Regions from separate parts of the Homo sapiens genome. Here region 1 is linked to region 2. The links are chromatin contacts, found by Hi-C or POLR2A ChIA-PET in ENCODE. All regions are on one chromosome and are shown on one strand. Each heading gives the region's core, a stretch centred on a gene start or an enhancer-like site at or near the end of the contact. The rest is flanking DNA. Distances are from core to core; before and after follow the strand shown.

Region 1 (6,462 bases), core at 306-2,805, 94 kb before region 2:
AGGAAAAGTAAAAGGCAACAGACAGAGGCACGTTATTTTATTTTATTTTATTTTATTTTATTTATTTTATTTTTTATTTATTTTGAGACAGAGCCCCACTCTGTCACCCAGGCTGGATTGCAGTGGCAAGATCATGGCTCACCACAGTCTCGACCTCCCAGGCTCAAAAGATCCTCCCACCTCAGCCTCCCAAGTAGCAGGAACTACAGACTGTGCCACCATACCCAGCTAATTTTTAAATTATATGTAGAGATGAAGTCTCGCTATGTTGCCCAGGCTGGTCTTGAACACCTGAGCTCAAGCAATCCTCTTGCTTGGGTCTCTCAAAGTGCTGGGATTACAGGCAAGAGCTACTAGGCCCAACAAGGCAAATTATTTTAAAACCACCTGTAGGGTTCTAGGGATTTCCCCAAAAGCCCACCATTTCCTTCACCAAGATGGTCAGGTAGGTAGAGGGATCTGGAAAACTGAAGGATGGCAGGAGAGATGGGAGACCCCAGATCCCATACTCTAGAACCACAACCTACTGCTGTCCACGTCCCTTTCAACCTATCTCTAGGAGTCTCCAGCAGAAGAGAAAAGCTATAGGGGAAGCCTTTTGCTTCTACAAAATCACTATCCTTCCCCACCAAAGGCTATCTAAAAAATAATAATAATAATAATATTCTTTAATATAATTTATCTTTTTCTCAATATTATCTGAAATGCAAATAAAAGCATCTGTAGAAAAGTTTGCTGTCTTCATTGGTCTTCAACATACAATTTAAAAGTCCTAAGCTTGGTAAGTAAAATGCAGTTTAGGGAAAGTCCCCAAGCTAGCCCCACCCCACATCCCATTCAGACAGCCGCACCTAAGTTCCTGTCATAGAATTCATATGGAACTCCAATGGTTTAGATAGTGTCTGTACTCACACTAACCTCCTTGATCCAGTGCAGTTTTCTCCTCTCCTTCCTTTCTCCTCGCCGCAAACAGTGCTACACCGAACTACTGTCCGACAGACAGGAGAGAGTAAAACCACTTAGTGTTGGTCTAGAGCCCAGGACATAGATCCCAATACTCGCCTTTCCGGGTTCAGGAACCTGGTTATCAAACGTCCCTCCCCACAGTCTGAGACACCACCCTTACCAACCCCACCGTCCAGTCTCTAAGGCCCACCATTTTCTCTGCAAACGCCACCGTGGCGCATCCCTTCCACTAAATTGAGCAGGAAGCGAGCGGACATGTGTGGCCAGTGATTAGAGCGATGGGCATCTCAATCTCTGTATTTCCCTCTGGCAGAGACAATCTCCCCACAAATCAAAGCCCACGGTTCGCCTGCACAGATGTAGGCGGGGGCAAGGGGGCTAGGGAGAATCAGAGGCAAAGGCTCCTCGAACTTGAGGCAGCATAGACCACCGCCCCCTCAAGCCCCGTAACCGCTGCCGGGGTCAGTGAGCTTCTGCCGGCCTGGCCAGGGCGCGCGGGCCCCAGGGCCCTTACCTGCTCCGCTTTCCCCGGGCCCGATGCCAGCCCGCCGAGCGCAGGGCAGCGGGGAGCTGGTAGCCAGATGCGAGTGACGACTGCAACGAAGGCTGCGTAGCTCTGCAGCTCCGGGTCACGTGAGGACCGCGCGTCACCGCCGAGCTCGCCCTCCTCCCCAGCACCCCCTACCACCCACCAAGGGCCGGCGGCCAGTCACCAGGAACTCCCCCCTCCTCCACTCCGCACGCACAGACATCCCCGTTCTCTGGTCTGTGCTCGGTGCCCCAGTGCGCACGCGTTGTCACTCATCTCCGTCCTCTCCAATCTGAGGGCCCACAAGTGGCATCATCGCCTTGTGGTTGGAGTTTACCCATCTTCAGTTACAGGGGAGGGTCTGCATCCCCCTACCCACTCCCGGCCCTTGGCTGTGGCCTTTTATGTTTCTTCTTTGAGTAATCACTTATTTCTCTCTTAGACTATAAGACCAGCACTCCCCACCCGCCCCCTACACGACCTGCCCTCTCTAAGTACAATGCCTGCACCAAATGGGCTGTGGAAGGGGGTATCAGGAAGGAAAGCAGAAGGTGCAAGTAGAGCTTTAATTTTCTTTTTCGTGTTCCTTTTTTTTCTTTTAATATGACATTCTTTTCTAATATTGTAATCAGAAAATACAGTATAGCCATTTTCATTTGACACAAAAAATATTCAGGGTGTAAAAATAACAAAAGACTCATTCTTTTGTTTACATTATTTTGTGCCACATTTTAAAATGTCTTCTGTTACTGCAAACTATTTTACAGCTTTCAAAATTGACTAGTAATTCTTGACATTTTAAATACAAAATTGTCCTAAACAAAACCAGCACGTATTCAATATGATCTATAAGTTAATCTTTGGAAAGACATTTCGTTTTCTAATATTGACAATTTTACACAGGTGATTTGTAACTTTTGAAGTTCTGGCTGAACTCAGCATCTTTTTTCAGGTGTCTAAGACCTTCTTCAGAGAAGACTTCTAGAGGATATATTTAAGACCCAACTCCTGATGAGCCTAGTGCTTTACTAGTGACTTACCAAATTAACCTGCTTTACTAGTGACTTCCCAAATTAACCTGTTTTCCATTCAAGGGGCTTTATTTGGATTTTACATAAGCATGTAATCAGATCAGCCTCACCACACCCATGGAACAACCAACTGCTAGAGCTTGGATGGAAAGGAGACTTAACAGGTGGAATTTTCATCCGTCGTAACACTTGAGATCTCGCCGGTGTCTGCCATTCATGTACTACATACTACCCTAGCAGTGGCGAGTGTTCAATATTTTCCAGTGGAGATGGTGGTGAGGGTCTGTGGATGACTGTGAATCACTGCAACACACCTGATGTCCGTGTCATTATTTTTTTCCCTCACAAGTGGAAGGGCAATGTACAGGATCCCAAGCAATTGCCAAGAAAAAGAAGTTTTTTCATGTCCTGCCTTGTGTTACAACTTCACTGCACCTCCCATACAAGCCCCTCAGAATAATCCCAAAACTCAGGGACCAAATATGCAGAAGTTAGTCCCCACGCATCCACCTGTCCCCGCTGAGGAGTCATACTCCAAATATAGACCCTCCAGGCAGCCTCTTTCTTAGAACATTGAAATAGGACACCCCAGAGGGAGGGGCTCCACTGTGAGGGGCCCCTGTGTGGAGGAGGCCCTTTCAGGAGCCAAGAAAGGAAGTCCTAGTGCCTTACAATCTTACTAATGGCTTTTCAGAACTCAATTGAAAGTGACGAACTTACTTTCTCCACCAAAGGAAAATATTGATAAATTAATTGCATACAAATTTTAAACTTTGGTAAAGTAAAAAAAAAAAACCATAAACATTGACTGTCAAAAGGCTAACTTGTAATAATCTAAAAGCTCTTACAGATCATTAGTAAAATGATAAACAACCCAATAGAAAAATGTGCCAAAAGACATGAACAGATTTGTTCACAGAAAAGAAATAGATTACTAATAAACATATGAAAAGATGCTCAAACAAAGAAATGCAAATCAAAGCAACTATGCCTTACCATGTTTCAAGTATGATTTTCTCAAAGTTTAGAAACTTGATAATATTGTTGACTGGTTTGTCAAGAAATGGGCACTCCTCTACTCTGTTGGAGGCAGATATTGATGCAAGCTTTTTATATAGGGCAATTTGGCAAACTCTATTAAATGATAACTATAATATTTCACAAATTCTTTGACCCAATAATTCTATTCCTTGGAATTTAGCCAACCTATATGCCTACACAGTTTCACAAAGATATATTTACTAGAATTTTTTTTTTTCGCAATGCTTGTAAGGTTTGAAAAAACTGACGCAGCCGGGCACGGTGGCTCACACCTGTAATCCCAGCACTTTGGGAGGCCGAAGCAGGTGGATCACGAGGTCAGGAGTTCAAGACCAGCCTGGCCAACGTGGTGAAACCCCGTTTCTATTAAAAATACAAAAATTAGCCGGGCGCAGTGGCAGGCGCTTATAACCCCAGCTACTTGCAAGGCTGAGTCAGGAGAATGGCTTGAACCCAAGGGATGGAGGTTGCAGTGAGCCTAGATCACGCCACTGCACTCCAGTCTGGCTGACAGAGTGAGACTCTGTCAAAAAAAAAAAAAAAAAAAAAAAAAGCCTGACGCAACATAAAATGGCTATTGATAGGGGAGAGATTAAATAACTCATGTTATATTTATACAATGTGGCTGATGGAGTTAGCTCTGTGTATCCCAGTGGAAAGATAATTGGGGTGTTTTAATATTTGCTGTTTACTTTACATACAAATCCCACAAGAGTACAATTCTAGTATAAAATTCAAACCCAAGGCCAAGTGTGATGGCTCACGCCTATAATCCCAATACTTTGGGAGTCTGAGGCAAGAGCATTACTTGAGGCCAAGAGTTTGAGACCACCCTACATAGGTTTCCCGACATAGGGAAACCTGTCTATTAAAAAAAAAAAATAGCTGGGCTTAGTGGTGCATGCCTGTGGTCCTAGCTACTTGGGAGGCTACTTGGCAAGAAGATTGTTTGAGCTTAGGAATTCAAGGTTACAGTGAACTATGATTGCACCACTGCTCTCCAGACCGGCAATGGCGTGAAACCCTGTCTCTGAAAAGAAAAGAAAAGAAAAGAATAGTCAAACCCAGAAAAAGCACTAGTACCACTTTCACTCCCCTATCCTCACCCAAATCACAGTTACCTCTCCATTTTAAGTTTGGTGTATTAACCTTTTGTATACATGATATACACATACATGTCTTATTAAAATATATAAATGAGATTTTTTTTTATATGGAGTCTTGCTCTTTCACTCAGGCTGGAGTGCAGTGGTGCGATCTTGGCTCACCGCAACCTCCACCTCTCGGGTTCAAGCGATTCTCATGCCTCAGCCTCCCTAGTAGCTGGGATTACAGGTGCGCACCACCATGCCCAGCTAATGTTTGTATTTTTAGTAGAGACTGGGTTTCACCATGTTGGCTAGGCTGGTCTCAAACTCCTGGCCTCAAGTGATCCAACCACCTGGGCCTCTCAAAGTGCTGGGATTACAGGTGTGAGCCACCACGCCTGGCCAGGATCATAATTAACATACTGTTTTGCAACTTGCTTTTTTTTCATTTAAAATTATGTCTCAAAGAGCTCTACATACCAGTACATTTAAAGCTGCTTCATTCTTTTTAACTGCTGCATATTATGAGTTCTGGATCCGGAGCTAATAAAGCAAGGTTACAATGAACAGTCTGGCACATAAAGCTTTGCCAACAGGTAGAAGAATTTCTTTAGGATATTCTACTATAAATATAATTATTTGCTTAAATGTATGAGATTTTATACATTTGATATTGCCAAAAGAAGGATGTGAGATTTTATATAGTTAATGGATATACCACCAAACTGTCCTCCAAAAAGGCTTGGCCAATTTATACCCCCATCAAACATAAGACAGGATCTATTTCCCCACACTCTCATGCACACTGTGTACAAATGTTTCTCAACTTATAATGGGGTCATGTTCAAATAAACTTATAGGTTGAAAATACCATAAATCTAAAATGCATTTAATACATCCAACCTACCAAACATCATAGCCTAGCCTACCTTAAAAATGCTCGGAACACTCACATTAGCTGACAGTTCGGCAAAATCATCTAATGCAAAGCCTATTTTATAATAAAGTGTTGAATATCTCACATAATTTATTGAATACTACATTGAAAGAAAAACAGGATGGTTGTATGAGTACTTGAAGTACAGATTTTACTGAATGTGTATTGCTTTTGCACCACCAATTAAAGTAAAAAAATCATAGGTTGAATTGTCATAAATTGGGGACCGTCTGTATTAGTAATTATTGCCAATATAAGAGTCAACAAAAGATTGTCCTTTTTTTTGTTTTGTTTTGAGATAGGTTCTCACTCTGTTGCCCAGGCTGGAGTGCAGTGATGTAATCACAGCTCACTGCAGCCTCGACCTTCCTGAGCTCAGGTGATCCTCCCATCTCAGCTTCCCCAGTAGCTGGGACTACAGGCGCATGCCACCACGCCCAGCTAATTTTTGTACTTTTGGTATAGACGGGTTTTTGCCATGTTGCCCAGGTTGGTTTCGAACTCCTGAGCTCAAGCAATCCACCCACCTCGGCCTCCCAAAATGCTGGGATCACACAGGTGTGAGCTACTGCACCTGGCAAGATTGTCCTTTTAATTCACATTTTCCTAAATATCTATTATCTTGAGCATAATTTCACATGCTTAACATCCATTTGCATTTCTTCTCTGAGTATTAGTTAATATCCTTTGAGTATTTTCCTATTCAGCTGTATTTTTTAAATGGTTTGTAGTTCTTTACACATTTCTGTATATTAGTTATTTTTCTGTTATATAGGTTGTACATATATTTTCTCAATCTATCACTAACATCTTAATTTTATGGTATTTTTGATATTCAGAATTTTTACTTTTTTAGACAGGGTTTCGCTG
Region 2 (6,670 bases), core at 1,658-4,157:
AACAAACCAACACTGATGCCTTATTAACTCAAGTCCATACTTTTTTTTTATTTCCTTATGTTTTTCTAATGTCCTTTTTCTGTTCTAGGACCCCACGCAGGACACCACCTAACATTTAGTCATCATGTCTCTAGACTCCTTTGGCTGTGGCAATTTCTCAGACTTTTTTGATGACCTTGACAATTTCCGCACTACTGGTCAAGTATTTTGTAAAATGCCCCTCTTGGGATTTGTTATTTTTCTCATTAGATAGGGTTATGGATTTTTAGGTTTAAGTGTCATTTTCATCACACCTTATCAAGGGTATATATCAACATGACTCGTGACTGTTGATGTTAACCTTGATTACCTGGCTGAGGTAGTGCTTGTTAGGTTTCTCCACTGTAAAGTTTTATTGCATTTTTTCTTTGAGGTACAAACAATCCAATTACACTCTAAGTTATTTTAAAATATGTAACTAAGTTATTGACTTTAGTCACGCTGTCGTGCTATCAAATAGTTGGTCTAATTCATTCTTTTTTCTTTTTGTACCCATTAACCATCCCCACCTCCCGCCACCAGAAGTTCTCAGCTTCTGGTAACCATCCTTCTACTCTCTATATGACAAGTCCACTTGTTTTGATTTTTAGATCCCACAAACAAGAACATGTGATGCTTGTCTTTGTGTGCCTATTTCACTTAACATAACGATCTCCAGTTCCACCCATGTTGTTGTAAATGACTGGATCTCATTCTTTTTATGGCTGAATAGTACCACTGTGTATAGGTGCATTTTCTTTTTCCCTTTTTTTTTTTTTTTTTTTTGAGATGGAGTCTTGCTCTGTCGCCCAGGCTGGAGTACAGTGGCGTGATCTCGGCTCACTGCAGCCTCTGCCTCCCAGGTTCCAGCGATTCTCCTGCCTCAGCCTCCCGGGTGGCTGAGATTACAGGCCCACACCACAAGCCCGGCTAATTTTTGTATTTTTACTAGAGACGGGGTTTCACTATCTTGGCCAGGCTGGTCTCGAACTCCTGACCTCAGGTGATCCACCCGCCTCGGCTTTCCAAAGTGCTAGGCACAAGCCACCGTGCCTGGCCGCGTATAGGTACATTTTCTTTATCCATTCATCCCGATGGACACTAAGGTTGCTTCTAAATCTTAGCTATTATAAACAGTGCTACAACAAACATAGGAGTGCAGATATCTCTTTGATATACCGATTTTCTTCTGGGTATATACCCAGCAGTGGGATTGTTGGATCATATGGTAGCTCAACTTTTAAATACTCAATTTCCTAATAAGCTTGCCCCTTTAGCCAGAGTTCTGCTGCTGCTAGTTTGCAGTTCTTAATAGGCCAAAACCTAGTTAGAACCTCTGTCTTCTAAACAAGTTATCCGAATGTGAAAAGGTATAAAAAAAGCATTCTTTTTGCCACCCTGAGATCAAACCACTTACTGCATCCAAATGAGCACTAAAGTCATTCCTTAATACTTTCTGGAGCTAAACTGCACAAGAAGCAAAGTGCCAAAAGAAATGCTGTGTTGGAGAGAATGCTCCGTTCCAATCATCGTGCTAATTACTTTAAGAGTTAGCCAAATCACCTAAGGTTTGAGAGTAAACAGAAACTCGCTCAGCCTGAGAATACAGAATTCAGGAGGCTAGCAGAAAGGCCTAAATGGCTATTCTATAAGAGTTTTAAGACTTCACGAGAACAGGTAGTTGACTGCAGATTTCTGTGATGAGAAACAACAGAACAATTCTTAGTGCAACCAACAAGCGAGGATTCAGACATATTGACAGATAAGGAACAAGGCAAATGAAAGGATTTACCAGTGTACTCACACTTCAGTTCTTAGGAAAGCAGGGCACATTCCTCAATTTTTTGCCTCTTCAGAAGGGAAAGGATAAAAAATCGTAAACACTGAAATAGTGCAGTATTGTGGACTAGTCAGACATGAGTTGCATTCCCAGCTCCATCACCTACTAGATATATCAGTGCAGTGAAAACTTCGCTAAACTAACGCTATACCTATATCATGAAGTGTGTGGACTAGAGACAAGTGCATATCCTTACGGCAATTAACTGGGAAACGTCAAATAGTAACTACCACTCACCTTTTTCCGGAAAATCGGCTTAGTTTGCCCACCATAGCCACTCTGCTTCCTGTCATAACGCCGCTTTCCTGGGAAAACGAATTGGTATTTGTTATAAAATACTGAAGATCAGCAAGTAAGTCTTACAGGTTTTATCTTAATTTCGCAGCAGAAATATTAACGCTCAAGCCAGGCGTGGAGGGAGAGAGACCCGGACTCGTATGTTATTCTACAACACAAATGTCACATTAACACCAAATTATGCGGAATCCATCTTACCCTGGGCGTACAGAGAATCCTTGCCCTTCTTGTACTGTGTCACTTTATGGGGTTGGTGCTTGCCACACTTCTTACAGAAAGTCCGGCGGGTTTTAGGGACGTTAACCTAGTAAAGAAACAGTTCAGAACGTGCAATGTTATTTGACCACAATGGCACAACGCCCTACCTTACCCAGCTAAAGCTGAGGCACTCCAGGAGGACTCCTCATTACTTGCTACCTCTGACTACAGGGTGGGCCAGCCCCATGTGCTTCAAGCAGAGCTTCCTCCCTCCGTCGAGCCCCAAAGAGGGAAGAGACCTCATTAACTCCACCCCCGGCTAACTCTACCTCTTTGAACCCATCACTTCAATTCCTGGCCCCGTAGCCCGGTCCCTTTAGGGTTGATCCCGGCAAGATTGGGTTGCTCTGATATATCGAGTCCACACAGGAGCCTGGACCCATCCCGGCATAGCACGGGCGACGAAGGGGGGGAAAGATTAAGCTGGATGTTACTCGGCCCCCACCAGCAAGTCCTACCATGCTTGCGTGAGCGCTATCGGCGCGGAAAGAAAGAAACCGCGAGGCAAACGGAAGTATATAGGAGGTTCCCGATCGCACTTCCTCATGGGAGTCGGTAGGAGCAATCATAGAGTGTAAGGCTCAGCGCAGCGCCCTCGGGCGGCTGAGAGGACTCAGTTCGGAGCCGCGGGCGGGAGCTTAAGGAAGGACTCCGCCTAAAGGGTGGTCCACTCACCCCGACTTCCTCCCGCCCCGCAGCTTTCAACGTTTCGTCACTTTATCTCTTTTGGTGGACTCTGCTACGTAGTGGCGTTCAGTGAAGGGAGCAGTGTTTTTCCCAGATCCTCTGGCCTCCCCGTCCCCGAGGGAAGCCAGGACTAGGGTCGAATGAAGGGGTCCTCCACCTCCACGTTCCATTCCTGTTCCACCTCAAGGTCACTGGGAACACCTTTCGCAGCAAACTGCTAATTCAATGAAGACCTGGAGGGAGCCAATTGTTCCAGTTCATCTATCACATGGCCAGTTGGTCCATTCAACAAATGGTTATTGGATGCCCATTATGTGGCAGGCACTGTTCCGGGGGAGAGGTACAGTAATCTAATAGGCTTATAAATGTGCAATTATGAACTAAGTACTTTGAAGAAAAGGAACAATGATTGGCATTAAAGCAGCACCCTTCTGTTGAGGGAGTAAGTCAGCAGCTCTAGGTTCTGAAAAGTGACAATGAAATTGTTTGGCTCCTGTAATAGCAATCATCAAGCCTAGAAGTAGAAAGTACCTAGCGGCTCTTCCCTTCCTTGCAAACCTGGCAGAAGGCATATACTAGGTCTCAAGAGAGTCCAGCATAGAAAGACTTCAGGGTGCTAAACATTTTAAATAGATTGTGTCATACAATTCTCACAATAATTCTAGGAGACAGGTGGTACTATTATTCTCATTTTACAGATTAAGAAATTGAGGCTGTAGGATGTTAAACGATTTGCCCAATGTCAACGGTATTTAGTGAATCTAGGATACAAACCCAAGTAGACTGACTCTAGAGCCCGCGTTCCTTTAACATTATAAAATATTGCTGTTGTGGCCTGGTAATTATAATAGCTAAAAAAATTATGGCGCACTTACTATATGCCAGGCATTCTCCTAACCACCTTACATACTACCCCTTTTAATCCTGACAGCAACCCCAGGAGGTATATACCAGTATTAGTATTTAACAGGTGAGGAAACTGAGGCACAAGAGATGTTAAGTTTACTTACCTGAAGTCACACAGGTTGTTATTTTTTTGTGGAGCTGGAATTTGATCCTAGGTAGTCTAACACTATAGCCTTGCACTTAACCACTACATCATACAAAGGAAGCAGGGGCATCTGCAGTGTAGAGGATGGTGAGGAGACAGAATTGGGCTGAGACACAGGAGGAGGTGGCAGTGGAATAGGGGCTGAAGAACCGTGAGAGTCTGGGGTATCTTGCTTGCACAACCCTCCAGGAACACGCGTGGGACCTGAGCTGACACTCTGATCACCCCCTTTTTTGTTGGGTGGTCTCTGGGAATGAGATAATAAATATATTACCACTACCTGCTACATTTCCTGAAAATTTCTTTGCCAAACTTCCAGCATTTTCTTTTTCTTTCCAGATTCTTAAGCAATCTCACTGGCCTTTAGGGGTTTATGTTAGTAACATGGAAATATGAAGACCGTGAACATGGCCCCTCTTCATTTAATCAACCTTAGTTCTTTCTATCATATCTGGTGTTATGTGGCTTTGTGGGGGTTTTGCTTGTTTTTGTTTACTTAAAAATATTTAATTGACAAAAATTGTTTATATTCAAGGTGTACAACATGATGATTTGATATGTGTATACACTGTGTAATGATTACCACAGTCAAATTGATTAACACATCTATCATCCATCACCATCCATAGTTACCATGGGGGTGGTGAGGACACTTAAAATCTGCTCTCTTATCAAATTTCAATAATACAGTATTATTAACTATGGTCACTATATTGCACATTAGATCCCCAGAGCTTATACATCCTATAAGTGAAAGTTTGTACACCAATGCTGACACCGAGGTGGGAGGATCGCTTGAGCTGTTCTCTGTTTTGGACATGCTCCTGCTCATTAATTTCCCCTAAGACGAGGCACTCAGAACTGAATGCAGGACTCTAGGTGTGGTCTGGCTTTGCAGAGTAAGTGGCATGTTACCTTCCTCTGTCTAGATATTTTACTTCCATAAGGAAGCCTCAATGTCACCTTGGCTTTTCTGGAAGCCATGTTAACTGATGACATGCCTTTTGATTACTATCAGCAAAAACCCCTGAACCATTTTCACAAATGCTACTGCTACTCCACTTTCTCCTGGAGTCATTTGAAGTTCAAATTTGGGGCCCAATTATGAGACATCACCTTTAGCCCTGGTAAAATACACTTTGTGGAATTTGGCTTCTCACACCAGGTGATCAAGATCTTTTTGGGAACTAATTGCCCTCTTCTGTCATCCAGTCTAGCACACAAAGCCTTGCACCATTCATAGACTAACCGGGCTACTTTTTATATTTTCCTCAAAGATGATCAATAAAAATGCTGAACAGGATAGCACCAAGAATAGAACCTTATATTGCATTGGGAATCTCTTCAGGTGACACTCAGCTGTTTATTTGCACTATCTGAGTACAGTCTTTCTGTCAGTATGGATGAGTGTGCTAGGGGAGTGGTCGTGGGCAGAGGGTGAAGAAAAGCCTACGTCTACTTGCTCTTTTCCCTTGTGCTCCTCTCTCTCTCTTGTTTAGCTCTCCCATTGGATGCCTATCACCTCCCAGTCCCCACCCCAAGATGGATCTTGAGAAAGGACAGGGCATGTGACAACAAGTGGCATAAGACTGAAGAAAAGAGCCTGGGCACGGTGGCTCACGCATGTAATCCCAGCACTTTGGGAAGCTGAGGCGGGTGGATCACGAGGTCAGGAGATCGAGACCATCCTGGCTAACATGGTGAAACCCCGTCTCTACTAAAAATACAAAAAATTAGCCAGGCGTGGTGGCAGGCACCTGTAGTCCCAACTACTCAGGAGACTGAGGCAGGACAATGGCGTGAACCCGGGAGGTGGAGCTTGCAGTGAGCCGAGATCATGCCACTGCACTCCAGCCTGGGCGACAGGGCAAGACTCCGTCTCAAAAAAAAAAAAAACTGAAGAAAAGAGGAGGGAAGATGAATGCCTGTGGCCAACCCTCAGGCAGGTGAGTGGAACAGCTATTGGGGGTGACTAGCGAAAGGATAGACGTTGTCAATAAAGTAAGGCAATCATACAACACATGCTGTCCATCTGTCTTGTGCAAATGTGAGTATCAACCACTCTATCATCAGTCTACAAATACTTTAAATGTTTTTATTTAAAGTCCTGTTGATGGCTGGGAGAGGTGGCTCACTCCTGTAATCCCTGCATTTTGGGAGGCCAAGGCAGGAGTATCGCTTGAGCCCAGGAGTTTGAGACCAGCCTGGGCAACATAGTGAAACCCCATCTCTACAAAAAGTAGAAAAATTAGCCCAGCACAGTGATGTGTGCCTATAGTCCCAGGTACTAGGGTGACTGAGGTGAGAGGATCACTTGAGCCCAGGAGGTGGAGGCTGCAGTGAGCCATGATCACGCCACTGCACTCCAACCTGGGCTTCAGAGCAAGACCCTGTCTCAAAAAAAAAAAAAAAAAAAAAAGGTCCCAGGGCCTGTTGGGGCTTGGGGGTGAGGGGAGGGATCTTAGAGGATGGGTCAATAGGTGCAGCAAATCACCATGTCACACATATACCTATGTAAC

The links. Hi-C counts contacts between places; a loop is a spot of excess contacts on that map. ChIA-PET counts read pairs that join two places held with the same protein, here RNA polymerase II (POLR2A). Pooled maps may share reads with other maps.
Region 1: a pooled map shows a loop between it and region 2 (5-fold over the local background). The contact joins the promoter of ARMCX4 here to the promoter of RPL36A in region 2. A Hi-C loop is called at or near these places in 2 of 168 maps with a recorded cell type or tissue (chondrocyte and naive thymus-derived CD4-positive, alpha-beta T cell), 1 of 37 single-sample maps with no recorded cell type and 5 of 50 pooled maps. POLR2A ChIA-PET finds 5 or more read pairs at or near these places in 5 of 52 experiments (AG04450, BJ, WTC11 and 1 more).

The regions. Positions count from the first base shown.
Region 1 is chrX:101,480,549-101,487,010 of GRCh38, reverse strand. ARMCX4 (armadillo repeat containing X-linked 4) reads right to left here and starts at 1,555. Exons shown (of 6, transcript NM_001256155.3): 1 at 1,481-1,555; 2 at 919-988.
Region 2 is chrX:101,387,248-101,393,917 of GRCh38, reverse strand. RPL36A (ribosomal protein L36a) reads right to left here and starts at 2,907. Exons shown (of 5, transcript NM_021029.6): 1 at 2,872-2,907; 2 at 2,354-2,459; 3 at 2,096-2,163. The coding sequence starts at 2,874. RPL36A-HNRNPH2 (RPL36A-HNRNPH2 readthrough) reads right to left here and starts at 2,907. Exons shown (of 4, transcript NM_001199974.2): 1 at 2,872-2,907; 2 at 2,354-2,459; 3 at 2,096-2,163. The coding sequence starts at 2,874. It also overlaps a transcript of BTK not described here. RefSeq lists enhancers at 3,211-3,370, 3,381-3,440.